2 separate regions of the Homo sapiens genome follow, and region 1 is linked to region 2. A link is an interaction called in ENCODE POLR2A ChIA-PET data of the cell type or tissue named here. Cell type or tissue: MCF 10A. All regions are shown on one strand. Each heading gives the region's core, and the rest is flanking DNA. Links, peaks and the distances in the headings are about the cores only.

The links. ChIA-PET counts read pairs that join two places held together with the same protein. Peaks named below come from ENCODE experiments on the same cell type or tissue, not always from the same donor. Only the 100,000 strongest peaks of a DNase experiment are listed, where the experiment ranks them.
Region 1: POLR2A ChIA-PET joins it to region 2 with 74 read pairs; 26 of 35 experiments call an interaction of 5 or more read pairs at or near these places.

What each region holds. Positions count from the first base shown.
Region 1 is chr3:184,757,336-184,774,151 of GRCh38, reverse strand. LINC02069 (long intergenic non-protein coding RNA 2069) reads left to right here and starts at 997. Exons shown (of 3, transcript NR_110043.1): 1 at 997-1,172; 2 at 8,683-8,832; 3 at 15,499-16,816. LOC105374253 (a long non-coding RNA gene) reads right to left here and starts at 892. Exons shown (of 4, transcript XR_924790.3): 1 at 518-892. In MCF 10A, for the core only: no CTCF peak of the experiment used is centred there; DNase peaks (open chromatin) are centred at 7,411, 8,301 and 8,891.
Region 2 is chr3:184,560,817-184,569,911 of GRCh38, reverse strand. It overlaps EPHB3 (EPH receptor B3), which reads right to left and starts at 8,127. Exons shown (of 16, transcript NM_004443.4): 1 at 7,559-8,127. The coding sequence starts at 7,676. RefSeq lists enhancers at 1-690, 1,033-1,545, 1,546-2,060, 5,395-6,147 and silencers at 8,102-8,161, 8,382-8,571. In MCF 10A, for the core only: no CTCF peak of the experiment used is centred there; DNase peaks (open chromatin) are centred at 851 and 3,961.

The DNA of each region.
Region 1 (16,816 bases), core at 4,032-12,031, 200 kb before region 2:
CCTTTCCTGTTCCGTGTCTACCTTTCGTGGGGGAGAGAGTGGAGCACCGCACGGAAGAGGTGCCATGAGGACAGGGGCCGCGTCTGCTTCCCCAGCTCCTGGATCCCCGCCTGGCACACAGTGGGCCTTCAAGATGGATTCGTTGCCTGAAGGAAGTCAAGAAGCCAGGCTAGCGTTCCATTTTTCCTCTCCCTTCAAGGCCTGTGCAGGGAGGGCCTGGCTGCTGCCATGAAGGGGAAGAGAGCCCGGGACAGTGACTCGCCAAAGGGCCCCGGCCAAGGCCCAGCGCAGCAGGAAGGCCGGCCGCATCCTGTCGGAGCCGCACCTCTGGCTTTCGGCCGTGACACTGGGACCCAGGGAAGCCCTGGGATCTCCCCAGGGACCCTCCGACATGAGCCCTGTTCCATATGCCTGAAGAGCGGGGCCAGGAGGGAAGGAAGTGCCCAGACACAGGGAGACAGAGCATTAAAATTCCAGCGGCAGTTCCACGGGCAGGAGCTCGCGGTTCCTAACTGACCGTAAACCCTTTCTCCTGACAGCTCTTGGAATCCATCACTCCAGCCTCTCCCCGAGCAGCTGACACATCGCAGCAACGCTTCTCCAGAAGTCAGGGTCTGCTGACTCCGGCAGGGACGGGAAGGCAAGCGAGCGCGAGCAGCTGAAATGGCCCCTGTCTCCCCTGACTTCGGGGCCGAGGGCAGGCGGGCCGGGGAGGCCCATGGAAAGGGCTGTCAAGTGTAGCGCGATTCCCAGCCACAGCCCGAGAAGGTGGTTTGCTAACTGTCTGCCTCTGGGTGGAATTCTATTAACCTAGTGGGGGAAACTCGTTTTCTCCCCACTGAAAGCTCTGAGTGGTGTGTCACATATGTCTTTTATTAATAAAAAAAAAAAAAAAGAGAGAGAGAAAATAGAGTCATTATGACTGCATAATTACAGTTCATTTGGTAGGCCAGATCTTTCAAACCCGGGTGCTGGGGGTGCGGTGGAGGGGGGGGTGATAATAAAAGGGACCTTGATATGAACCGCTTGGGAACCACCTGTGTAGGAGGCAGTTCGGGAGCAACTCTCAAAAGGTGCAGTGGCTTGCAAGATTCAGAGCTGGCGTGGGCAGGGACACCCCTCTCAGAGCTAACACAGTGCACCGCAGCCCTGGCGCCAGCTCGGGGAATCAGGTGACCTTAAGCAAGGCCCTACCCTCCCAGAGTTTCTTTCTTTCTTTCCTTCCTTCCTTTCTTTCTTCCTTTCTCTCTCTTTCTTTCTTTCTTTTTCTTTTCTTTTCCTTCCTTCCTTCCTTTCTCTCTCTCTCCCCCTCCCTCCTTCCTTCTTTTCTCTTCTCTTCTCTTCTTTCTTTCTTTCCCTTCCTTCCTTCCTTTCTTTTCTTTCTTTCTTCTTAAAGTTAAGGTGTATAGACTTAACTGCCCTATAGTTATGTTTCTTTTCTCTTTCTTTCTTTCTTTTTTTTTTTTTTTTGAGACAAAGTCTCACTCTGTCACCCAGGCTGGAGTGCAATGGCACCATCTCGGCTCACTGCAACCTCTGCCTCCTGGGTTCAAGCAATTCTCCTGCCTCAGCCTCCCAAGTAGCTGAGATTACAGGTGTGCACCACCACACCCAGCTAATTTTTGTATTTTTAGTAGAGACGGGGTTTCACCATGTTGGCCAGGCTGGTCTTGAACTTCTGACTTCAAGTGGTCTGCCCGCCTCAGCCCCACAAAGTGCTGGGATTACAGGCGTGAGCCACCGCGCCCGGCTAGGAAGGCTACTTTTTAAGATGCTAACCTATCTCAGCTCTAGGACTTGGAATAGAGCTTTAAAGGAGCGATCTTGTGCTCCTGGGAGTCAGCAGAGTGGTAGCAAATATCAGAGGGAAAGTCCCCTCTTTGTTTCCACACAGAAGTGGCGTTCTGGAGGCCAAGTTCAGGCCACATTGTCAGCCACCCCTCCCAGCTACAGTTTCTCCTTCCAGTATTCTTTTGAGTCAAAACTTTGGAACATTTCTGTGTTTCTTTTCATGAAGAAGATATTTTACTTATAATACCTGTAAGAAAATAGAGCCAAGATTAAACATAGAGAACCTCCCTCTTCAAACATGAGGGAGAATCCCTAGAAAATGGGCTAGGACTCATGGATGGGACCTTCATGACTTATTCTGCGGATGACAGATCCTATTACTGGTCCGTCTGCCAGCACCACCAGGGGCAGCCACGCCAGCCGGAGAGTCACACAAGATGGGGTCTGTTTCCTGGCTCAGCAAGGGAGAAATGTACATCCCTCACCTCTGGGCCTCTAATGAATTCTGATTCAAGCTGAACAGGCCTAGGAATCGATAGTTTTAATCATTTCAAAAACTGGACCCACTCTGGGTAAAATTACAATGCGTAAGAAGCTCAATGGAGCTTAAAGGCCACAACCTCATCATCATTTCATTAGACTCACATTTCAGCAAGATAGAAAGAAACGTTCTCACACACCGCCCCCTCCCACAGCTCCCCTGTCCTCCCCAGCCCTGTGTAGTCATGCTGGAGGACAGCGATGGTTTACAGCAGCCGTCAGCCACCACAGCCACCGGCCCCCTCCCAGCGTGCGCTCCGCCCCGGAGGAAGCTCAGCGCAGTCGCTGGAGACCTCCGTGCAAATCAGTGCCTATGCCTCCCAAGACAAGTTTGCAGTCCTGGGAAGTTTAGGAAAAACAACCCTGCTGTCAGTGTGGCTTCTCACAGCTGGAGGGGTCAAGTTATCAACACAGTATAAACCCAGGCCAGCAGAACCTTGTCCCACCCGGGGCCCCAGACGCCCTCTGGGAAGCAAAGAGTTTGAAAATGTCTTAAGCTTTTCCAGTTTGTTTATTTTCCGATGTTTAATGATATTGTCCATGCAAGGAACAGAACCCCAGCTCCTGCTAACAATTAAAGAGGTTTTCTAATTTAGGAGAGAATGTGATTTTTTCAAAAAGGGAGAAAACTTGCACAGGAAGTAAAGCAAATACTCCACATTGAGAACATGCATGCAGAAAAGCCTAGCGTCAAGAAGACCCTGACTGCCTGGTGAACATATGGAATGAAAACTGTTCAGGGCGGCTGACCCAACGAGGAGGCAACATCGGAGGAGGCTGGCAAACGTCTGCTGGACCTTACTGCACCGCTGCCACCACCAGACTGTTTCATGACTGTGGCTTGTATCTGTGACCCCAGACCTCACCATCCATAGGTCCAGATGGGCTCCCATCGGTGAAATGACCAGAATTCACTGTGCTTGTTTCTGTCTGCTGTAGGCTTACTCTGACTTGGAGGACCTCTTGGGAGTGCCCCGCGTGTGTTCGTGAACAGGACTGTCAGCGAGAGTCCCTCTCCCCACGCGGCTCTGCGCTGATGTCGTGCTGCCACAGTCACTCCAGGGTCACCTCGTTTGCTGGCCTGCCCTGTGGGAACGCTGCCACCCATACCCAGGGCGTTGCCTTTTGAAGACCCCAAAACTGCAGTGCCTGAGGCTCCAGAACAGGGCTGTTGGCCTCATGCCCTCAGCACACAGGAGCCTCCCTGTGTCCTGGGGTGTCCTCTCCACTCTGTCATATGCTGTCAACTGGACACCCTAGAGGACTGACCTCCCTGAGTCTCGCAGGGTAGTGAGGTGGGATGGGGGGTGAGGTATGTTTCTCTCTACTTCCCTTTCCTTCCATCCACTGCCAGTAGACATTTGTGCCCCACACTTTTCCAAACCCAGCAGACTAGGAAACGGTTGAGGCTAAAATTAGGATCCCTACTCCGTGTCCTCAGACCAGTGGTTCCCCACCTTGGCTGCGTATTAGAATCACCTAGGGAACTTTAAAAAAACTCTATTTCCTAGGCCATACCTCGAACCATGAAATCAGAATCTTTGGGCATCAGTAATTTTTAAGTCTCCCTGGGCAATTTCAACGTGCAGCCAAGGTTGAGAACCACTGCCTTAGAGGAAGGAAAGGAAGGAGGCAAGGAAGGGAGGAAGTAGGGGTGGTGGGAGGGAGGACAAGGCCAAAACTGGAAGCCCTTTCCCTGTGATGGAAGAAAACTGACGTGAGCCAGACCTGGTGCCACACCCCGGGACACACACCGAGAAAACCCAGTGAATCTTCTGCCAAGCCTGCCGGTGACTCGGGGTGCTGTTGTCAGTATCTTTTTTCAGCTGAGTCAACACATCGGGAGAGCCGAAGAAGACAAACACAGGGCGACTCGCCGCTGATGACTTTCCACTTCATACCTGGTGGCATCCGAGATGCCCAAAGGGAGGAGGCCTTGTCAGTGGCGACAGCGGAGACAGACAGAACCCTACACTTGATGGGATGTCGGGAGAGCGTCCAGTCTAGCCCTGTGTAGATTTCTGAACTACCCAAGACTGCTGGCCATCTGTCCCAAGAACAGGTGTGACCAGGAACCAGCCTCTGTTAGCTAGGAACACAGAGTCTGTTCATTCATTCATTCGTTCACTCACGCATTCGCCTAATCACAGCTCAGCATGGCAGAGCCGTGAGTAGGGGCCCTCAGATACCACATGCAGCTCGGCGCTTCCCAAGCTTTGTTTTTAGTTGAGGAATGCTGGGTTTAAGTGAAACCGTATGGAGGCATAAACAAATACAAGAGAGCCGCTCCAGCTAAAGCAGGGGAGGGGGCCCTGCGCCCGGCCCACTTGCCTCCCTTCCACTAAGGGGGCTTCACCAGATTCTCCTGTTTCAAGGAGAAATAGAGTTTGGAAACCTCTCATTTTATAAACGAGGACACTGAGGCACAAAGCAGGGTAGTTGGTGCCTTGCCTAAAGTCATACAGATTTCATGTAACAAATTGTGCTGGCTAGGTATGGGAGGATGCAGAGCTCACAGCACAGATGAATACCTCCATCGCAAAGGCTGAACCAAATGCCCCGTTAAATCAAGAGATCTGCCTCTCTCAGCTTTGTTTTCTGAAGAAATCCCTTCCCAGGGTTCTTCCCCAGCATGCGGCACTCAGGGAGAACCACAACCTTGTCCTCTAGGGCCCAGCAGGTGTAATGTTCAGTGGGCATGCGCTGGTGCAGCATACTGCCAGCATCCACGCCGGTGTCCTGGGGGTTTACCTGATTGTTAACTATTTTAAAGATCACACTTGGATCCCACTACCAATGTTTCCAAAGTACAAGTAAGAGCCGGACGCGGTGGCTTATGCCTGTAATCCCAGCACTCTGGGAGGCCAAGATGGGCAGATCATTTGAGGTCAGAAGTTCGAGACCAGCCTGGCCAACATGGTGAAACCCCGTCTCTACTAAAAATACAAAAATCAGCTGGATGTGATGGCAGGTGCCTGTAGTCCCAGCTACTCAAGAGGCTGAGGCAGGAGAATCACTTGAACCCGGGAGGTGGAGGTTGCCGTGAGCCAAGATAACACCACTGCACTCCAGCCTGGGCAATAGAGCGAGACTCCTTCTCAAAAAAATAAAAATAAAAGCAAAATGTGACTAAGAATCAGACAGTAACAGAAAATATCAGTAACAAAAGAGTCCACACCTGCCTTTCTCATTGCTATTATTTGATACCAGAACTACCTGAAATCTTTCAGAAAGAGGGAAGAGCATTCTTTTCCTGGGAGCTTTCTAGGTGCAGACTTCCGCTCATAGCTGACAGTGCACAATGGGCAAAGAGTGACCAGGCTGACTTCTTCTTCTTCTTCTTTTTTTTTTGAGATGGAGTTTTGCTCTTGTCGCCCAGGCTGGAGTGCAGTGGTGTGATCTTAGCTCACTGTAACCCACGCTTCCCGAGTTCAAGCGATTCTCCTGCCTCAGCCTCCCAAATAGCTGGGATTACAGGCACCCGCCAACACGCCCAGCTAATTTTTGTATTTTTAGCACAGACGGGGATTCACCATGTTGGCCAGGCTGGTCTCGAACTCCTGATCTCAGGTGATCCTCCTCAGCCTCCCAAAGTGTTGGGCTTACAGGCGTGAAACACCGCGCCTGGCCTATGCTGTCTTCTGGAGATGGACTGAAGGCCACACCAGGCCTCGGGACACAGCCTGAGGGCTTCAACCCCTGGGAAGGGATTTCTTCAGAAAACAAAGCTGAAAGAGGCAGGTCTCCTGATTTAACGGGGCATTTGGTTCAGCCTTTGCGATGGAGGTATTCACCTGTGCTGTGAGCTCTGCATCCTCCCCTACCTAACCAGCACAATTTGTTACATGAAATCTGTATGACTTTAGGCAAGGCACCAACCACCCTGCTTTGTGCCTCAGTGTCCTCGTTTATAAAATGAGAGGTTTCCAAACTCTATTTCTCCTTGAAACAGGAGAATCTGGTGAAGCCCCCTTAGTGGAAGGGAGTTCCATCCCTGCCCCTTCCACTTGCTGACAGTCTGCATGTGGCGGGGGCACGCGTTTCTCTAATCCACAGTGTACGTGTAGTGGGTGCTGTCCCCCCCAGGAACCACCCTTGGCTGAAGGGAGCCGTCTTGCCTGGGTTTCCCCCTCCCAGAGGGCACAAGGATCCCATCGCCTCAATGGGGGCACATCTTAAAAGGGCCACCCAAGCTTCAGCACACCAGCCTCGCTGCCGTTCAGCCTTTCCTGTGCCAGCCTGCCTTCATGACTCCCCAGCGGGGCTGCTCCGTGAGTGCTCCCAGTTACCCTGCATGCCGACAGCCCATGAGTGCTCCCAGTTACCCCGCACACCCAGAGCCTGCGTTTTGAGAACCTGGCCCAAAGCAGTACTCAACCACAAAACAGGGGCAGATTCCTACCTCTCGGCTACGGTGAGGGTTAAGTGAGCACACTGCTCACATGAAATTTCCTCTCCAACGCAGCGCCTGGACTATAGTAAATGAGCCATACATACTTGTTCATTTCCTCCCTCTCTCCATTCTTTCTTCCCCCAAGTGTGTTTATAGTCTTTATTGTGAGTGTTCTCTATCCTTGGAGAGAGACATCTGGCTCTCTGTTCATTGGCAGAACTGAAGTGATTGACACACTCTAAACCTAGTAAGTGTCTCATCCCTTTCTGACATACAATTGTTTATGTAGCTGTGCTCACTCCTCATACCAACACACACACACGCACACACACACACACGTACAGACACACACACGCACACACATGCCCACAAGTGGTATTGCCGAATCCTGCAGTCTTTGTAGTTTCACAAACATCCAAATCTTGACACCACTGCCACAACACACAGAGAACTGCTTGTGTGGAGACCTGTATGCCAGGTGCTGTGAGACATCCCAGGAGGGAGAAGCTCATTTTCCAATGATGGAATCAAGGAGGGCTTCATGAGAGAGGTGACATTTGTCATGGGCTTTGAAGGCTGCATAGAAATCCAGCAGGCAGAGGGGTGGGAGTGGCTTTCCAAGCCAAGGGAACTGTGGAGTTGGGAAAACACAAAGCATGTCTAGGCAAATCCTCCAGTCTAACTGAAGATAAAGCTTCAAGAGGAGGATGAGAGGGAGGAGCCAAGGGTGGGAAGGTAGTTTGTGACTTGACTGGGTGGGGCCTTGAGTGCCAAGCTGAGGCCAGAAGTAATGAGATTCTACTGACAATTTCTGAGAGGTGGAGGGAGAGCTTTTGGAAGGTCAGTCATGGAGATGATTGAATGAAAAAGATACTGAGGTCAGGCCAGACGCGGTGCCTCATGCCTGTAATCCCAGCACTTTGGGAGGCCAAGGTGGGTGGATCATATGAGGTGAGGAGTTCGAGACCAGCCTGGCCAACATGACAAAACCTTGTCTCTACTAAAAATAGAAAAGGTAACTGAGAGTGGTGGCACACACCTGTAGTCCCAGCTATTCGGGAGGCTGAGCTAGGAGAATCGCTTGAACCCAGGAGGCAGAAGTTCTAGTGAGCCGAGATCACGGTGCTGCACTCCATCCTGGGAGACAGAGCAAGACTCCATCTCAAAAAAAAAAAAAAAAAAAAAAAAAAAGGAAAGATACTGAGGTCAGAAAAACAGTGAGGAGGCCGTGGTAACAGACAGAGCTAGCAAGGACCCCCCTCCTGGAGAGGGGATTGGTAGACCAGGAGAACAGGAGGAGTCTCAGGATAAGAATGTGAGCATCCACCCCTTCCAGATCACCACTACCACGAAAACCTTCAGGGGCAGCTGTGCACATACCCCCAGCTCATCATCTGAGAACGGGTGCCAAGTGAACTCCATCTCCAGAAATTGTTTGGGGAAGTGAAAGAGGAAACCGAACTCAAAATAAGGGTGCCTGACTCACTGTCTCTCAGTGACCATGTGCAGAAAAATCCTCTGAGCCTGCCACCAGCCACCTCCTCTGTCCACACCTTACTTCACAGGAATTCAGACACCAAGAGGGAGTCCCACACACGAAACACCTGGAGACGTGAAGAAACAGACTCAGCCCTACCTCCCTCCTCCCTCGCTGCGAGGTCTTGGGCAATCACTGACATATTTCCGGGCCTCAGTTTTCTCATCTATAAAATGATAATAATAACCAGCACTACCCATTTGTGGGACTTTTATGAGATCAAATAGCCCAATAAACTCGAAAATGCTTAAAGCTCTTTGGAAGAAATGCAAGTGTAATTGTTGAAGTTGTTATGTCATTGGATATTACTATCGCCACTACCGCTATAAACTTGCATATCTCTTTTCTCTGAAGAGGTCAAATGCTGTTCATGGTGTTCTTCTTTCATGAATAATTTCCAAACACCTCCTCTTGTTTACAGGTGGGCCCTACACGAGAAGGTTCCACAGATACTGCCTGCCTAAAGTGGATCTTGAGTCAGATCCTACGAAAGCCAGAAGGAGGGCATGGCTGAGAGTACCTCGGAGAGGCAGAAAAAGGGGAGCTGACTCAACACTGCTCTGTTGGGAAGGTGCGGTGTCCCGGGGAGGGAAAGGCAGGTGACTCAAGGTGAAACTTTCTGGACACAGAGGAGCTGGGATCTCTCATCCAATTCATGCAAATCCTTGGCTGCCTCAACCCAGATCCCACCCCTCCCCATACGAGGCTACCTTCTGGTCTCACTGCCTTGAAATCTAACAGTGCAGCCAACGTGACTCACCAACCATGTGGCTTGCAAACATCACTAAGCTTGTCTCATTTTCCTCATCTGTAAAATGGTTTAATAATCTCTGAGCTGCCTGCCTTCCAGGGCTGATGTGGGGAGGAGGAACCCATGGGCTGAGGATGTAAGAATGCTTTGGTGACTATGAGGTGTTGTATCAAGGTAAAGGGTTGTTGAGGGAATGTTTTAAGATGATTTCTGGGTCAGGCGCGGTGGCTCACACCTGTAATTCCAGAACTTTGGGAGGCCAAGGCAGGTAGATCACCTGAGGTCAGGGGTTCGAGACCAGCCTGGCCAACATGGTGAAACCCTGTCTCTACTAAAAATACAAAAAATTAGCCAGGCGTGGTGGCAGGCACCTATGATCCCAGCTACTCGGCAAGCTGAAGCAGGAGAATTCCTTGAACCCGAGAGGCAGAGGTTGCAGTGAGCCAAGATCGCGCCATTGCAATCCAGCCTGGGCAACAGAGTGAGACTCCGTCTCAAAAAAAAAAAAAAATGACTTCTGGCTTGAGGGTGGTGGTGGTGGTGGCGACTGGAGGCTGCTCTGGAGTGGTTAGGGGAGATGTTGGGGGAATCCCAGGAAGCCAGACCCAAAGTTCCAAAGTAGGGAGAATTCTCTTGAACATAGGTTTAAAGTATCTCTTAGTATTCTGGTACAAAGTTCCTTCTTCCCCCAAAAAGCAAATCACAAGACCAGGACAATGTGTGGGGATCACGATCTTCCGGCAGCCCACAGCTTGGCTGTTGCACTCTTCCTGAATGCCTCTGGACTTTCTAGACAGAGGCACGGAGCTGGTCTGGGACAGTCCCTCCAACCAGACTCTGATCACACCCCCAAACTCAAGCCCACCAGGCTGACTGATGTTGACTTCTACCAGTTGAAGGCCATCCTTAGCCACACTTTCCCTCCTTGGTGTAGTGGCCATAGACTCCGGAACTAGACTGTCTGGGTTCAAACCCCAGGTTTACTAATAGCCAGCCATGTGTGCTCTTGGGCAGGTTATTAACCCTTCTGGGCCTTCACTTCCCCATCTGTATTTGTGGCTAATAGGGCCCATCTCATAGCCTTGTTTTAAGAGTTAAATGTATTAACAAAGTGTTTAGCACAGTGCTTGCCACTAAATAAGCACTATTTCTGTACTGGCTCCTTCTGCCAAGATTGAGCTGAAGGTCTGTTTTTTGTTTTTGTTTTTGTTTTTGTTTTTGTTTGAGATGGAGTCTCGCTTTGTCACCAGGCTGGAGTGCAGTGACGTGATCTCGACTCACTGCAACCTCCACCTCCTGGGTTCAAGCGATTCCCCTGCCTCAGCCTCCTGAGTAGCTGGGACTACAGGCACGCATCACCACGCCCAGCTAATTTTTTTGTATTTCAGTAGAGACAGAGTTTCACCATGTTGTCCAGGATGGTCTTGATCTCTTGACCTCATGATCCACCTGCCTTGGCCTCCCAAAGCGCTGGGATTACAGGCATGAGCCACCACACCTGGCCTTAAGGTCTGTTTTTGAGAGGCCTCTGTGACTGCTTTCTGCTGTATTGCCTTCCTCCACAGTTGCCTTTTTTCCTTGTCATGTTGGTGCTTCCTGGTCACACAGAAGCAGAGAGCCAGCATTCATCCTTCTTGGGAACTCTCGGTCCTCTCCTCTTGCCTGGGTTTGAGATCCTCCTTTACAAAGTCATGTCCCTCTCATCATTCAAAACTCTGCTCAGTACCTATGTCCTTCATGAAACATGGTAGTGGTGGCCATAGTGGGAGAAGCATAAACTCTGGGATCAGACAGACCTGGGTTTGAATCCAAGCCTAACTTGTCCCACCAGCTGGGTGACCTTGGGCAATTACTTTACCTCTCTTAGTCTCAATTTCCTTACTTGTAACATGAGGTAAGTATCTCTTCCTCATGGATGAAGATGAGGATGACGCCTGAGGCAGTGATGGCACATAATAGGTGCTCAACAAATGTTACTCTTCCCTCCTCTCAACCTTGCTCTGATAGCAGTTTCTTCTCTCTCCTCCAGCCCTTAACAGCATCTTACAGCCTCAGTAAGAGGTGGAAACATACATACACACTGTGTGTATGTTCTTAGATATTTATCATGTGTTGGCTCTTCTTTCATTCATTCAACATTTATTAGGCATTTGCTATTTGTCTGATGCTCTGCTAGGCCCTGGGGAAGACTAAGACTGAATCTTTTCCCTGAGGAGCTCACAGAAAATTGAGAGGATCATCCTAAGGTCAGGAGTTCGAGACCAGCCTGGCCAACGTGGCGAAATCCTGTCTCTACCAAAAAAATATGAAAATTACCCGGGTGTAATGGCAGGCGCCTATAGTCCCAGCTACTTGGAAGGTTGAGGCAGGGAGAATTACTTGAACCCGGGAGGTGGAGGTTGCTGTGAGCCAAGATCATACCACTGCACTTCAGCCTGGGTGACAGAGAGAGACTCCGTCTCAAAAAAAAAAAAAAATTTGAGAGGATCAAATATATGTATGTTTAGATAATCTCAGAGTCTACGGTCAGTGTTCTAGTGGGGGGCGTGTCTGCACGGCACTTTCGATGACAGCATATGGTGCAACTAACAAGGCTCCTTTCAGCAGTCAAAGGCCTTCAGTTCAACTCAGCCAGTGTTGACTGGGCCCCTGCTGTGTGCCAGGCACTCTACTAGGTACCAGGAGTTCAGGATGAAGAAGACAGTGCTTCCACCCTCAAGGAGTGCAGGATCCGGTAGGAAAGACAGACAGAGGATATAAGGGTCACACCGTGTGGACAGTGCCTCTATGCCCAGGTGTGGTCATGCAAGAGGGAGACAGCTAAGTGTGAGGGGTAAGGATGACTTCCTGGACAAGGTGGCATCTAAGACTTGGAGGACAAGTAGGAATTGGCTAACAAAGGAGGGACAGAAAGTCCTTCCAGGTGGAGGGAAATAGTCTGGGAGGAGTCAGGCCGGGCCTGGGGCTCAGGGGATTAAAGGTAGTTCCGTAAGGTTGGACGCATGCACAGGGAGCTTGGAGCCTCCAGCAAGATCCTCTTTTCTTCTGTTTCTGTCCCCAACACCCTTTCCCTGCTCACATCCCTCAGCCCCAGCTCCAGAAGACCCCTTTTCTAGAGGCTTCAGCCTCTCTGATGCTAAAACCTATCCTACCTTGGGGGCTATGCAGCCCAGGCTCTTCCGGAGGGACAGAGAAGCTGTGGAAGGAAAACGGGATGGGGAGCTGAGAGTGGGCAAGAAAGAGGAGAAGTCCCCACCCCTCCATGCAGGGACACTGACCAGCGTCCAGGGTGATCCCTGTATTGGGTCACTGCATACTCGTGGCGACAGCTGCTGGGTGTCAGGAGAGATCCTGCTTCCTTGGCTGAGGCCTCCCCACCCCAGCGCCTGCTCACCTGTTCTGTGCTAAGCCTCCACACGTCCCCTCCTCCTGCCAAATCAGTTTCCGCTAATTAGGTCAAGGTGAAGGTTATCTCCCCTCCCTGGAGTTTGACCTTGCAGCCAGCAGCCCAGGAGAGTTCTGGCACACCCCATATTTGCCAGGGGACATGTGGGCAGTTACCACACTCACGTGCACACATGCGCACACCCCCTCCCACACGCCAGCTCACAGTACCCACGCTCACACACAGACACTCACACCACTTACCCACGCATCTGCTTAGAGACACACTTGCACGCACGCCAGAGGGCCCAGCTTGCCTCTGCTCTATAAGCTCCCTTGGGAGAGAAGCAGACCTCCAGAAGGTTCTGGGCCTCCAGCCCAGGGATGTCAAGCCCCATGCCAGAGAACCCTCCTATCTCTTGCTGAGAGGTTACCAAAGGGTTAAGAGAGAACATTTCCAGGGAGTTTGCCTCTTAATCAACACAGTTAATTCTTTTCCTTTTACAAATATAAATTCTTGGCAGTCAGTAACCAAGAAAGAAAGGAGAAAGAAAAAAAACTTAACCCAACATTAGTCAAATCTTTGCCTCTTCCTATTTTTTTTCAAGTTAAGACCCAGAGGAATTCAAAGCAATGAGACAAATCCCAGCCCAGATGGAATGTTTTTGCTAATATACGTCTGCAAGTTATTTAAATGTATGTTTAAGTGTGTGTGTGAGAGAGCGAGAGAGAGAATATGAGAGCAGGCAAGCATGGTTGAGCGGTGTGTGTGCATGTGTGTGCCTCTGTGTGTGTGCATGTGTGTGCCTGTGTGTGCATGCATGTGTGTGCATGTGTGTGCGTGTGTGTGCACACATGTGTGTGGCTAGAGCACACAGCAGAGCAGAGGAGCCACCAGAATCCCTGCCTGAGCCCCAGCTACCCTCTGGCCCTGGCTCTCTGGTCTGGACCTGGAGCAATACAAGGCCATTGCCCGGAAGGCTGTCCTTGTCCCTCAACATGGGGTCTTCTGGGACAATAGCCCCTGTTTCTGCCCCTCAGCCCCAAGGTGGCCTCAGTGACACATTCTGCTAAGGAAAACCCACCCACCATACGCATGTCTTGCCCTCGTTTCCTGCTTAGCCAGAAGGTTTGGGGCTGGAGTTTCCAGGCCTGGAGGAGAGGGATAGTTGAGAGGACCAGGCTCCATGGCACAGAGCTGCTCCCCACACCCCGCCTCCAAGAGTGGACCTGCCTGGACTTGAAATCTGGGCTTAGACTGTGTTCCTGGCCTCTCTCTATCTCCTCTCAGACCTCTCTCAAGATCTTCAGCCCCCTGTGGTATTCCCTCTCACCCCAACAGAATCCCCCATGGATGACAGGGTCAACCCTTACCCACGGACTGCACCTCAGCAGGACTCCCCACCCCCTGCCCCTAGAAGCACCCTCAGTTGGGTTCAGGGTGCAGGGGCCTTGCAGACAACCCCTGAGCTCCCCACCTGCCCCTAGCTCCCTCTCGTCTGCTCCCTTCTGAGTTGACTTTAATTCTTTTAATCTTTCCTCTGAAATCGCTCCTCTGGCCTTGCCATCAGCTGTGTGGGTTCCAACTTCCTGATTTCCATAGGGAGATTAAACAGCTTTCTCCATCCAAGGCAGTTTGGATGTCCGGGCCACCCCCTGGGCTGGCTAGACCCCTCTCTGCCGAGGGGGCTGCTTTCGCTCTTTTGAGCCCTGGCCCACCCTGAGTCCCGGGCCTTCCACATGGAACTTCCCATGCCCCCTCCCTGCCCTGCCCCACCGAGAGATTCCCGCCCTCCCATGTCTTCCCTTTCACAGAGGCCTCTCAGCATCTCGAACCAGGCCCAGAGCCTGGAGTGCACGACTTCCTCCATCAACAGCTCCTGGGAAGCAGGCAGGCGGGGAACAGGGTCTGGGATCCGCAGAGAGGATCCCCTGCCTGGCTACTGTCCCCTTGCCCCAGCCCCTCTCCAGGCTTCTCTGCTCCTTCCACCACTCGTGCCCTCCGAGGTCCTTTTCTGAGCATGGGGCCATCCGCCGTCTGTGCTGGCTGCTGAGGGGACAGGACTCACCAGCTCTCAGTGTCATCTGCTCTGCTCTTCTGTGGGTGCCAGCTCAGGACCTGGTGCTCAGCTGAGCCTGGCAGGAGACAGAGCAAAGTGGAGTCAGGTTCAGGGGACTAAGTGGGAAGGGAGTTTGGGGAGGGGCACAGAGAGGGTGTCCAAGGGAAACTAGAAATGAGGCTTTTTTTTTTTGAGACGGAGTTTCACTCTTCTCACCCAGGGTGGAGTGCAGTAGCGCAGTTTTGGCTCACAGTAACCTCCACCTCCCACGTTCAAGTGATTCTCATGCCTCAGCCTCCCAAGTTGCTGGGATTACAGGTGCATGCCACCACACCCGGCTAATTTTTATATTTTTAGTAGAGACAGGGTTTCATCATGTTGGCCATGCTAGTCTCGAACTCTTGACCTCAGGTGATCTGCCTGCCTTGGCCTCTCAAAGTGCTGGGATTACAGGCGTGAGCCACCACGCCCAGCCTACAAATGAGTTTTGTATGGCATGTCATTTGAACTTGCCCTGAAATGTAGCTAGGGGATGGAGGAAGCTGAGATCTGACTTCAACATGGGAGGAACAGTTGCTTAGAAAGGAATCTCTGAGGCAGAAAAGGGGAAAGAAGACCTTCTGTGGAACGTGTCCTGGAATGCCACCTTGTCAGGGCTATGATTTGCCTCTGAAATGAGTGGGGTCCTGGGGCCTCCACGCATGGACACCAGCTTCCCAAGGCCTAAAGATGCCAGATGGACTCTTGGGTCTGTCCTAGACCGAGGGCTTCTGGGAGTCCCTGAATCTCCTGACATTGTGTGCAAAGTATTGTGGATCTGGGCAGCATTACGGGGCTTCATTCATGTTCTCAAAGGGTCTCTCACCTCAAGAAGCTAAAAACCACTATGCTGGAGGTTAACACAAAGGTGACCCTTGAGGCTGGCCAGAGTGACCCAAAGGTCACGCCACAAGTGGGCCAGAGTGGCACCAGATGACTTCTGGCTGAAACAAGTAGACCGGGTCAGGCTCAGGCAGTCACATGAGACACATCTCATTTCTAGATGTGGGGAGAGATTCTGGAGATGACCTTGGCTCCTGGAGATGGCATCTTAAAGCAGATCTCTGCCAGGCGAGATCCCGTGGCCCATGGGACACACCTTCACTGGGCCTGAGCTGTCTGTCGGCTTCATCTACTGGGACACTGGCAGGTATTCACAAGTGAGACGGCAAAGGTGACCCACGGTGGGCCCCGGGTCTTCCAGTGTCAGTGAAATGTGCACAGAAGGGTCTGGGCCTATACCTTTCACAATGTGTATGAAGGTCATCTGTCTCCGAGGGAAAACAGTGGCCAGTCTCCAAGGAGCTATGAGTGTGCCCAGCGCTGATGTGGGCAGCTCAGGGGATCAGAGACAGGGCGGGGAGGTCATTAACGCCAAGGAAGCAGAGCTGCGTAGTGAAAGGCCCTCAGCCCACCTCCACACTAGCCTCTCTGCGCCGCAGTTCCCTCCTGGGGGAGGATGGAGCTGGCCTGCAGGGTTTCTGAGGGCCCCTTCAGTGCCACCATCCTAGGTTTTAAGAAATGTCCCTCCTGGCCGAGCGTGGTGGCTCATGCCTGTAATCCCAGCGCTTTGGGAGGCCGAGGCAGGTGGATCACCTGGGGTCAAGTGTTCGAGATCAAGCCTGGCCAACATGGTGAAACCCCATCTCTACTAAAAACACAAAAAATTAGCCGGGCGTGGTGGTTCATGCCTGTAATCCCAGCTACTCAGGAGGCTGAGGCAGAAGAATTGCTTGAACCCGAGAGGCAGAGGTTGCAGTAAGCCGAGATTGTGCCACTGTACTCCAGCCTGGGCGACAAGAGCTAGACTCCATCTCAAAAAAAAAAAAAAAGAAATGTGTCCCTCCCACTCCCTGGGCTCCTGTTTGGGGGGTGGGAAAAGTAGAGATTATCCAAAAGCCACAGAAATTTCCCAGCCCTCTCCCCACTGCACTTCAGGACCACCCACCCAGGACCTGCCCTGGGCTCCCTCCTCCCAGAAAGTCAATTTCCCTACAAAGGAGGCTGGGGAGCGAGAAGGGCTTTCTGCTTTCTCTTTTGGTTTGCTTGTTTGCTTGCTCTCCCGCTCACATTGTGCATATGCAGGGGACTAGCTGGTTCTCTCGGTCTCGTAAGAGGAAGAGTGGTGACCCTGGCTCAGATAGGTGTGGAAGGAGCATCCTAGCACCGAGGGGCATTGGCTGCTGAGCCAGACAGGGGGCAGGGTGTGCACTCTCCTCTGGGCCTGCAGAGGCAAAGTCCAGTCTTTGCTGTTCTAGAACAGACACACTGCAGTCCTGGATAACCCCCTAAGCTCTCTTTCTAGAGCCTGATGGCTGCAG
Region 2 (9,095 bases), core at 1-8,000:
CAGTGCAGCCAGCTCTGAAGCTGGAATGGGGCAGGGTTGCCCCAGGACCTCTGGAGGCCTCTACATCATCCCCTCTGGGTGCCCAAGTGGGGAAAAGCCCAAACCCCGCGGCCACAGGCTTGCAGCCTTCAGTGGTTTCCCGGAGGCTGGGTCTGAGCCGAGGACGGCGGAGGACCCCGTGGGTGGACAAGGCAGCTGTGACCCCAGCCCCCCGCCATGTCAGGCAAAGGGGCTGCAGGCAGCAGCCATTCACTGCAGGGAGGGAGGCTCCTCCCGCTGCCGCAGCCCCTGGTCCCCTGAGGGCCCGGCTGTAAGGGGAGCGATCCTGGCCTCTGGCAGACAGACAGACAGACAGACAGACACAGACATTCGGCCTGGGGGGTACTCGAGGGAAGCCGAGATGCTCAGAAGCCGGGGCCCACAGAGACAGGCGGGGAGGGAGGCGGGCGGGGCAGCGACTGGAGCTGGCGGGCGGTGGGCGGCACGGAGCCGGAGGGATGTGCGGAGCCGGCTGGCGGGGATCCGACAGCCGGGATGGCCGGCGGCTGACTACAAAGACAGGGAGACCGAGAGACGCGGAGGCCCGAGGAGACAGGGACAGAGGGAGGTTGCCAGGCGGCCTCGTCCCCAGCCGGCAGCGCGAGTGTCAGTCCCGGGAGCCGGCAGAGCAAGCGCGCCCTGCCCCCGCAGCCAGTCCTCCCGCCGGTCCGCCCGCCGGTCCGCCCGCCGGAGCAGGCCGGGGCTCCAGCCGCTCCCTCGCGCCGCCTCCCTCCTCCCTCTCCCTCACTTCCTTCTGCTCAGCCTGTGCCAAACCCATCTGGAACTGTTTAAACCCAAATATTCAGCCCCCTCCCCCTCCAGCCAGATTCCTCCACAGTTTAAAACAAGCCCTGCGCTGGCTCCGGGAGGAGGGAGCGGAGGGAGGGGACGGCGGAGAGGCGGCGGCGGGAAGGAGGGAGGGAGCGAGGGAGGCAGGGAGGCTCTTCATTTCTGTTTAATTTCTGGGGAGCGAGAGAGGGAGGGAGGGAGGGGATCGGCCCTTGGCCATCGCTCAGCCTTGGCCATCGCTCAATCTCGCCACATTTTTCCCATTAATGAAGAGAGGACTTGGGTTTCGAGTCATGTGTGCCCGAGGAAGGGCTCGGTCACTCCGGTGGGGAGGGGGCCGCGTGCTCTCGGTTTCCCCGTTTCTCAGGGGGAGAGGAGGAGCCTGCTCCCTTCAGCCTGCCCAGGCACAGAGGACGGGGCAAGGCCCTCCTCAGCCCTGGGGTGCCTGGTCCCTGCCTTCGGCAGGAGGTGAGGGGGATGTGGGGGGGGGGTCATAGAACCCATCTGTCCGTGGTATTGGGAGAAAGAGACCCAGCCCACCTTTTCTGTGCTGTGTGTGCGGCGTGTGCATGTGTGTGCACGTGTGTGTACGTGTGTTGTACATACACACGTTGGGACGGGGGTATGAGGGGCAGCGGGTAAAGACAAAAGAGGAGTGAGTGAGCAAGTTCTCAACTCCCCCAGCTGCCTGCTGCACCCCATCCCTCGCCGTCCTGCCATGTATCTGCAGGAGGCAGAGGGGAGAAGAGGCTGGCCACCCTAGACACTGGGCTGTGTCAGGCAGGAAACCACAACTGCCCAGCAAAGTCACCAGGGAGGTAGTCACCAGGCCTGGGGTCTTTCGGGGACTGGAGCTTTGATGCTCAGGAGCTAAGCAATACCTCTTTCAGGTTTCCACAGGGCCATGGAGAGCAGCCACGTGGCAGCAGCTGTGTGGCCCTCACCCATGCACAAACACACAGATGCACGCGCAGCATCCAGTCCTGGGGGCTGGGCTCACTCCCCGCCACTGGGGCTAAAGAGTGACAAGTCAACACATATGGTGGACAAAAACACACAAAGCCACAGCCGCCCACAAACACACACCCAGCTTCACACAGAGCCATGGTCTGTCTTTCTCAGACACACGGATGCATATGGTACAAACAGATTAGTCTTCCTTAGACATTCATATACAGTGAATCTTTCCTACACAGAGATCTGGCTTGCCTTAGGCGGACCCACGCTTCCAGCCTACCTATGTGCAGATTTCCTGAAACATATGCGCACACAGAGGGCACTCACCCCCAACCCTGCAGTATGTTCTCCTTACACACCCAATTGCACATGCTATCACCAGCTGCAAGTCACACAGTCTTCGGTGTAAAGTGCAAACACAAACACCAGTTTCCCTGTATAGACTTGGCGACATGCTTTTAGTCACACAAACTACAATCAGCTGCAAAGTCACAGATGTCCAATGACACTGAAATATGCCACAGCCCCTGCAAAGGAGCACCCTGACATGGTGTAAGTATCAATACCTAGATTTGTGTAAAGCCTCAGAGGTGCATCCTCCATGCACCCGCAACACACACACACACACACACACACACACACACACCCTGCAAGCATGGTTCTGTTTATGGGATGTCTTCCAGTGGGGTAGAGGAAGAGTTACTGGGAGAGGGTGGTACCCCTCATCCTGCCCCCAACACTCTGGTGCCTCTCGCTCAGGCAGGGCAGCCACATGGGCCACTCTTGCAAGGGAAGCAGAGGTGCTGGGGCAGCCTTAGCCAGAGGTGTAGGGAAACAGCCCCAGCCCTGCTTCCTGTTGTCCTGGCTTGGGCAGGAGCTGTCAGTCAGGTCACGAGGCTGGGGTGGAGCAGGGGCATGAAGATGATTCTGGGTGTGGCTGGGTGCGGCCTCCCCAGGTATAGCCGCTGCCCAAGTAACAAGCCACTTCCCTGCCAGCACAATGGCACTGTCTCCAGGGCCCCTGAGCCCTTGGTAGAGGGTAGCTCCCTGAAGAGATTTGGCTTCAGAAGCTCTGGGCAAGGCTCTTCCGCTTGCAGGTCGAGGACCTTGAGCAGGGCATGAGGAGGACATCATGGGCACCCTGGCCTGTGGGAGGGGCACCAGCTGAGGGCCTACCACCTGCCCTGGTGGAGGGCCAGGCCCCATAGCACCCTGGGAGCAAAAGTGTCATTGAGACCCAGAAAACAAACAAACAACAGAAAAAAACAAGCCAAAACAAAAAACAGAAACACAAAACAACTAAAGACAGAAGCAGCAAGGCTTCAGCCCAAATTCCAGACTAGGGACTTAGAGGTGGAAGGAAAGGTCAGCACCAGGGCTGGGCCCGCAGAGTGTGCAGCGGGGCAGGAGGGCAGGGGGCCAGGGTCTGCGCAAGGAGGAGCAGCCTGGAGCAGTGCTATGCCACCCGAGTTGGACACCCTCCTCCTCTTCACGGAGTCCCTTCCTCAGCCACCAAGCTGGCTCCCCTCCCATGGGTCAGGATGTGTACACACGTGTGCCAGCCTGTACACACAGGGAGGTCAGCGTGAGGATCAAGGCGTCTTGGGGGGAGCCTGCCATGGGACTGGAGAAGATGCATGTTGTGGGGAGCCTAACTCACCCAGGGCCACCTCCTCCTTTCCTGCCACAGCCCCTTGGCCCCCATGTCTGGGATGGGGTGGGGGGAACATCTCAGAACAGAGAACACATTTTGTTTTTCATTCTTCCCCTCAGATCATGGGGGTTTCTAATTAAATAAACCTGAGAGGGAGAAGAAGGGGAAAGAAGCCCAGGGCGGGGAGCCCAAACGCCTCGGTGCTCATCCATGCCCCCACCCCACTGTGGCCCTGCCAGCAGCCAGAAGGACGGGTGGACAGCTAGCCCTTAACCTGAGCCCTTCAGCCCTTCCTTGTGATGCTGGCCACACTGGGTCTGGCCAGGAGGCTGGGGGCAGAAGGGAATAGGAGACCTGGCACCAGGGCTAGCCCTTGGGCAGGGGGCCTCTCCCACCCCATCAGGTGCCCAGCTGTATCCAGTCTCCCTCCACCCTTCACCCCCCCCAGCTGCCCAATCCCGACAAACCAGTTTGACTCAGCACAACAGGCAGGGCTACAATTTTCAAACTATGCAGGCCTGGTGATTCAGCCTCTTCATGCTGTTTAATTAGTGGAAGGCCGTGCGGCAGAGGCCTTGCCCACGGCAGCTTCGGCAGCTTCGGCTTCAGCTCGCAGCAGCCGCTGAAGCTGCAGTGGCAGCAGCAGCAGCTGTGGCTAAAGACAGGGCAGTGCTGAGCAAACTGGTTCTTCCAAATACCTGCCGGCCCCCAGCAGCTGCTCAGAAGGCCAGCTCCTGACAGACAGGGATGGGGTTTGGGGGTGCCAGAGGCAACTCAAACAAGTGAGCAAGCCCTCCAAATCCTGGCCCGCTGTCCCCTCTCAGTTCCCGTGTTCTCAGGGGTCACTCCTGCTGCCCCTGTGAAGGAGGTGGGCTCTATGCTGTCTTGTTCCTTCAGAGACAGGTTCCACTGCAGTGACAACTCAGCTACCAAGGCTTGGCTGGAGGGGGACGTGCTGGCCCCACCTCCTGCGATCTGGTAACTGTTTCTCTTTTCTCAAAAGGATATCTTCCCAGCGGGGATCTCTCCATCCTATCCCAAGTATAGGGGTGCTGGGGTTCAGACACCATTCCTCATCTCAGGCCCCATTCCTAGTCTGTTCCCCATTGGACCCCACCCCCTGACCCGTTGATGGTCCTGAGGGGAGAATAATCTTGGCTTTGGGGAACTGGGGAACATTACTCAAAAGACCAGTGGGTGACAAGGTGGCCCTGTTTCCCTGTGGCTGTGCGTAAAGCCCAGGGCAATTTGCATGGGGGAAGGGGACAATCAATCAGAGGGCAAGGGGAGGGCATGTTTTCAACCACGAGGACAAGCAAGGACCCAGGCTCCATCCACATGGAAAACTGATGACAGCCTTGGATGCAGAGTCTTGGTGACCCCCAAGTGTGCAGGAAGGGAAGAGGAACCAGGTGCTAGACAGCATCTAACTAGGGGGTACATGAGAGGTAGCAGCCAGGGCTCAGGGACCCTGGGCCAAAATAAATGTCATGCCCCAGACACAAAGAGCCACAAGGCCAAGGGCAGACCAAATCCTGACGAAACCAAATGGTAGGTTGGATGGAGAAAGCTAGACCCCCCACCTGTCAAGCTGGAGGGGCTGAAGAGATCTTCAGTGCTATGGAACCCACATATCCTGGTCACAGCCCAGGACCTCGAAGTCCACCCATCCACATGCCAAGCCCCAGAATACAGGAGGGAGGACAGGCAGAAAACAGCTGCCCACTGGGCCAGCTCTCTCCCCATTCCTTCCCTCTCTGGAGCTGCAGGGAGATGTGGGGCAGACAGCCCCACCCCCAGCCCCCTGCACCAACCTTCCCTTTCATCTTTCCTCCCTCTAACCTCCCTCCAGCAGGATAAGGGCACACACTCGTTTCACTCCTGAAGCTCCCCAAGGAGCAGACCCTAGGGTAACAATAATAATAACAGCTAATCCTTGAATAACAATGCCTATGCTAAGCACTTTGCACACATTAAGAATTCAGTACTCAGAAGAACTCTGCGAGGTCGGTGCGGTTCCTATCCTGTCTCCCAGTGAGGGAGAGCCAGAGGGTGGGTAGGTGCAATGTCTGCGCTGGGGTCAGCACCTTGCATTTGTTCCCTCACATTCTCCCACGCACGAACTGGAGACCAGAGAGTCTGAGGTATTGCAAAAGTGAAGGAATTGGTGAAACCACCCTTGTAGGCACCGCTGCTTCCCAGAGGCATCCCATGCTGGCCTGGCCTCACAGCCAGGGAGTAGCCCTAGCTCCCACTTCACAGTGGAGGGGAGGTGGGCAGGCCGGGAATGGGGAACGAAAGGTCCTGCTGCCCCCTCTTCCCGGGCCGCCCCAGCACATCAGGACTCGGCCTTCTGGACAGCCCCCCAGCTGCTTGGCCTGGAGGCTTGGAAGCTTGGGCTCCTGCTAGGGCCTGGACTCCTGAGGGTCCAGTAGGTGATGAGGGTTGAAAGACAGAAAGGAAGGGAAGGGGGGAGGGAGAAGTGAGCCTCCTCAGGTAGCCCCTGTGCACCTGACCCAAACCACACTCCCACTCCACACTCAGCACCAGCACCCACCACACCCACAACAAGGGCCTTGTGGCCCGACACACACAGGTGACACATAGCCCCGTAAGTGTATGAGTGTGTGTGTACCAGTGTCGCCTCTCCTGGACTACGACACAGAGACCCAGACACAGATCTGGCAACTAGAACAGGCTCCCTGGCTCACACCCTCAAGGCAATCAACAACAAAGCCCCACACTGGGTTCTCACGCCTGCGATCCTATCACACACATGTGGGTGAGTGTGTGCGAGTGTGGGCGAGACCTCGGTGTGTCAGTCTGAATTTGCATGTGTCCACCCGTGGGACTCGATCTGTCAGCACAGCAGGCTCAGAGATGAGGAGGGTGGGGGATCATAGGAGGTCTTTCCTCTGGAGAACATTAGAACGCACCAGAGGATGCCTTTCTCTCTGAACTGTGTTCTTTTTTCCTTCCAACCTTTAAGTTTACCGACTGTGAACATAAGAACAAGCCAAGTTCCACAGAGTTCGTGTTTTCGTTCCTAAACTAAGAAAGTAACTAGATCTGTTAAAGATACCCCAAATAAGTACTGCCTTTATTCCAATTGCCCTCGAATTTCTGTGGCGTCCCTCCCTCCACTTTAGGGAAGGTTCTGACCCTCTCTCATTTAATGGCTCCGAAATTCTTGGAAACGGGGCGTGAGTGTGTGTGGGCCTCCCTATTGTTTGTGGCTGGTGTTGGGGCCTCTGTCCGCGGCAAGCTTGTGTCAAGTGGCATGCGTGTGAGCTCTCCTGCCAGCGCCAACAACGCCGGGCTGTTCATCCAAGTACAATCATTTGGAAGTTGGAGCTGCCCCCCACAGCAGTCTTGGCAGGTTTCACAGAACCTATTGAGAAGCCTGGCCTTTTCCCACCAGCTACTGAGGAAGGCGCCGGGCTCTGCTGCTACCTGGGGCAAATCCCGCAACTTCAGGGGTTCAAATGGAGACCCAAGCCCTGCTCTAGCAGGCGGAGAGGGAGCCTCCACAAAGGGTGCGGGGGCCCGCCCATACAGCACCTCGGGTGTAATTGGCGCCCGGTAAACCATAAACAATAACAGGCCCCCGCCTGTCCGCCCCCGCAGCGGTCCCCTGACAAATCGGGGTGCTCGCACTCACACTCTCACAGTTAACTCCAACGGGCTCCTCATTAGCGCCCCCCAACCCGGGGAGTCCCGCTTCGCCCCCACCCGCCACAGCCCCGCGGCCCTCGCCTTGCCTGGGGGGTCGCCCACACGTCCTCGACTTCGGGGGGTGCCGGGAGCCCCACTTCTCTGCCGTGAGTGTGGGGGACTCCCGCGAAAGCTCACAGCAGGGCCAGGACTCTGGGGGACGTTCGTCCCGAGTCTAGCTCCCCGCGACCCCCCAACCCGCGGGCTGCCTGCCTCCGAGCCAGCTCCAGCCTCCGAGGCGGCTCCAGGGGCGGCCTCCCCACCCCATCCCTGGGCCCCGGAGCGGGCGCCGGTGGCGGGGCCTCCTCCGACGTGCGCTCAATCCGGGTCGGACCCACGCTGCTAGCCCGCAGCCCCGCGACCCCAGGCACCTTGTTCCCGGGCGCGCCCCCCGACGCCGCTCACCTTCCAGCGCCCGGCAGCCGGCGGGCAGCAGCAGCAGCGGCAGCAGCAGCAGCGGAGGGAGCAGCGGCAGAAGCCCCGGCGGCGGCGACGGCGGCGGCGGCGGGCGGGCTCTGGCCATGGCCGTGGCAGCTCTAGGAGCCGAGCCGGGCCGCGCCGGGCCGGGCCGCGCCGGCGGGGCTGCAGGCACCCGAGAGAGGGTGCGCTCGGCGGGCTCCGGGGCAGGCTCGCGTCGGGTCCCAGGAGATCCAGGAGAGGAGGGAATGCAATCCAGGCGGGCGGCTCCGGGACCGAGGCGGTGCACCGAGCCCGGCGGTCCTGGGGATGCGGACAGGTCGGTCCCGCGGGAATCTGGACGGACCGGTCCAGGAGGATCCGGGGCGCCGGGGAGCTGGGTGCCTGAGGACTTGGGGGGCGGGCCGGGGCAGGAGGGTGCAGGTGGTCGTGATTCGGGATGCACAGTAATCTGGCGGTCAGCTGCGGGCCCGACTGGGATCCGGGGCTTCGGGGGCGCGCGCCGTCCGGGGTCCGAGCTGGGATCTTGCTGCGCCGCTCACGTACTCACTTCTGCTGTCCCCAGCGCTGGCGCGGCCGCTCTGGGCGAGAGGGGTGGGACGGCCTGCCTGCCCGTCAACGCTGAGGCCCCGCCCCTAGCGGCTGGCCACCCACTCACAGACCGCCAGGCCCGCTGGTTCGGCCTCGAGAGCACTCAGCTGGAGTTCAGTTGGCGGTGTCTCCGCCAGGCCCACCCTCGGGGTCTCAGGGGCCGGAGTGGGCGGGGCTAAGGAAAAGATGAATTAGATTGGGCGGAGCGATGCTGTCCATCAGAGGGAGAACCCCGCCTCCTGGCGCCCATTGGCGATTAGTAACCTAAACTGAGTCCGAGGAGGTGCCAACCAGCTAAGACGGACCGGGGGCGCCCCCATGTGGCCCGCGTCTGCCCTGCGACGCCCTCATGTGGCTGTAGCTTAGTGCTACTTGGGGGGACCCCCACCGCGATGTATCCTGTGACAAGGGACTTCATCGTTTCTTCATTCTTTCACTGGGCTGCGTATTTAGTCATTCATTCAGCACATCTTTGTGAGCGCCCACAATGTGTCAGACTGTAGTACCTGCGGGTGCTACCGCAATGGACAAGACAGAGGCTTGTGTTACTAGCTTAGCAGTGGAGGACGTGGGATTAAGTCATCGCTGTAGAGTGTAAGGAGCTTTATTGCAGAGGAGGAAGAGTTCCTCGAGCGTACGTGAGGGCGACGGCCAGTGTCCGGCCCTGAAGAACTGGCATTCAAGCTGAAATAGGAAGGATGAGTAGTGAGTGGCGGATTGTGTGTTCCGGGGGAGTGAGGAGGGGAGCAAATACTCTTTGTGTGAAGACCTAGGGGCAAAAGAAACTGATTCACTGGAGGAATCCGAAAGAAGTTCAGAATAGCTTGAGTGTAAGAGGGACTGAAAGGAGTTCTTAGAAGTAGGTGTTGGGGGAAGAAGGAATTTTTTTTGGACTCATGATAAGGCCTTCCTGAGAGCTAGGGTTTGAAGTAGG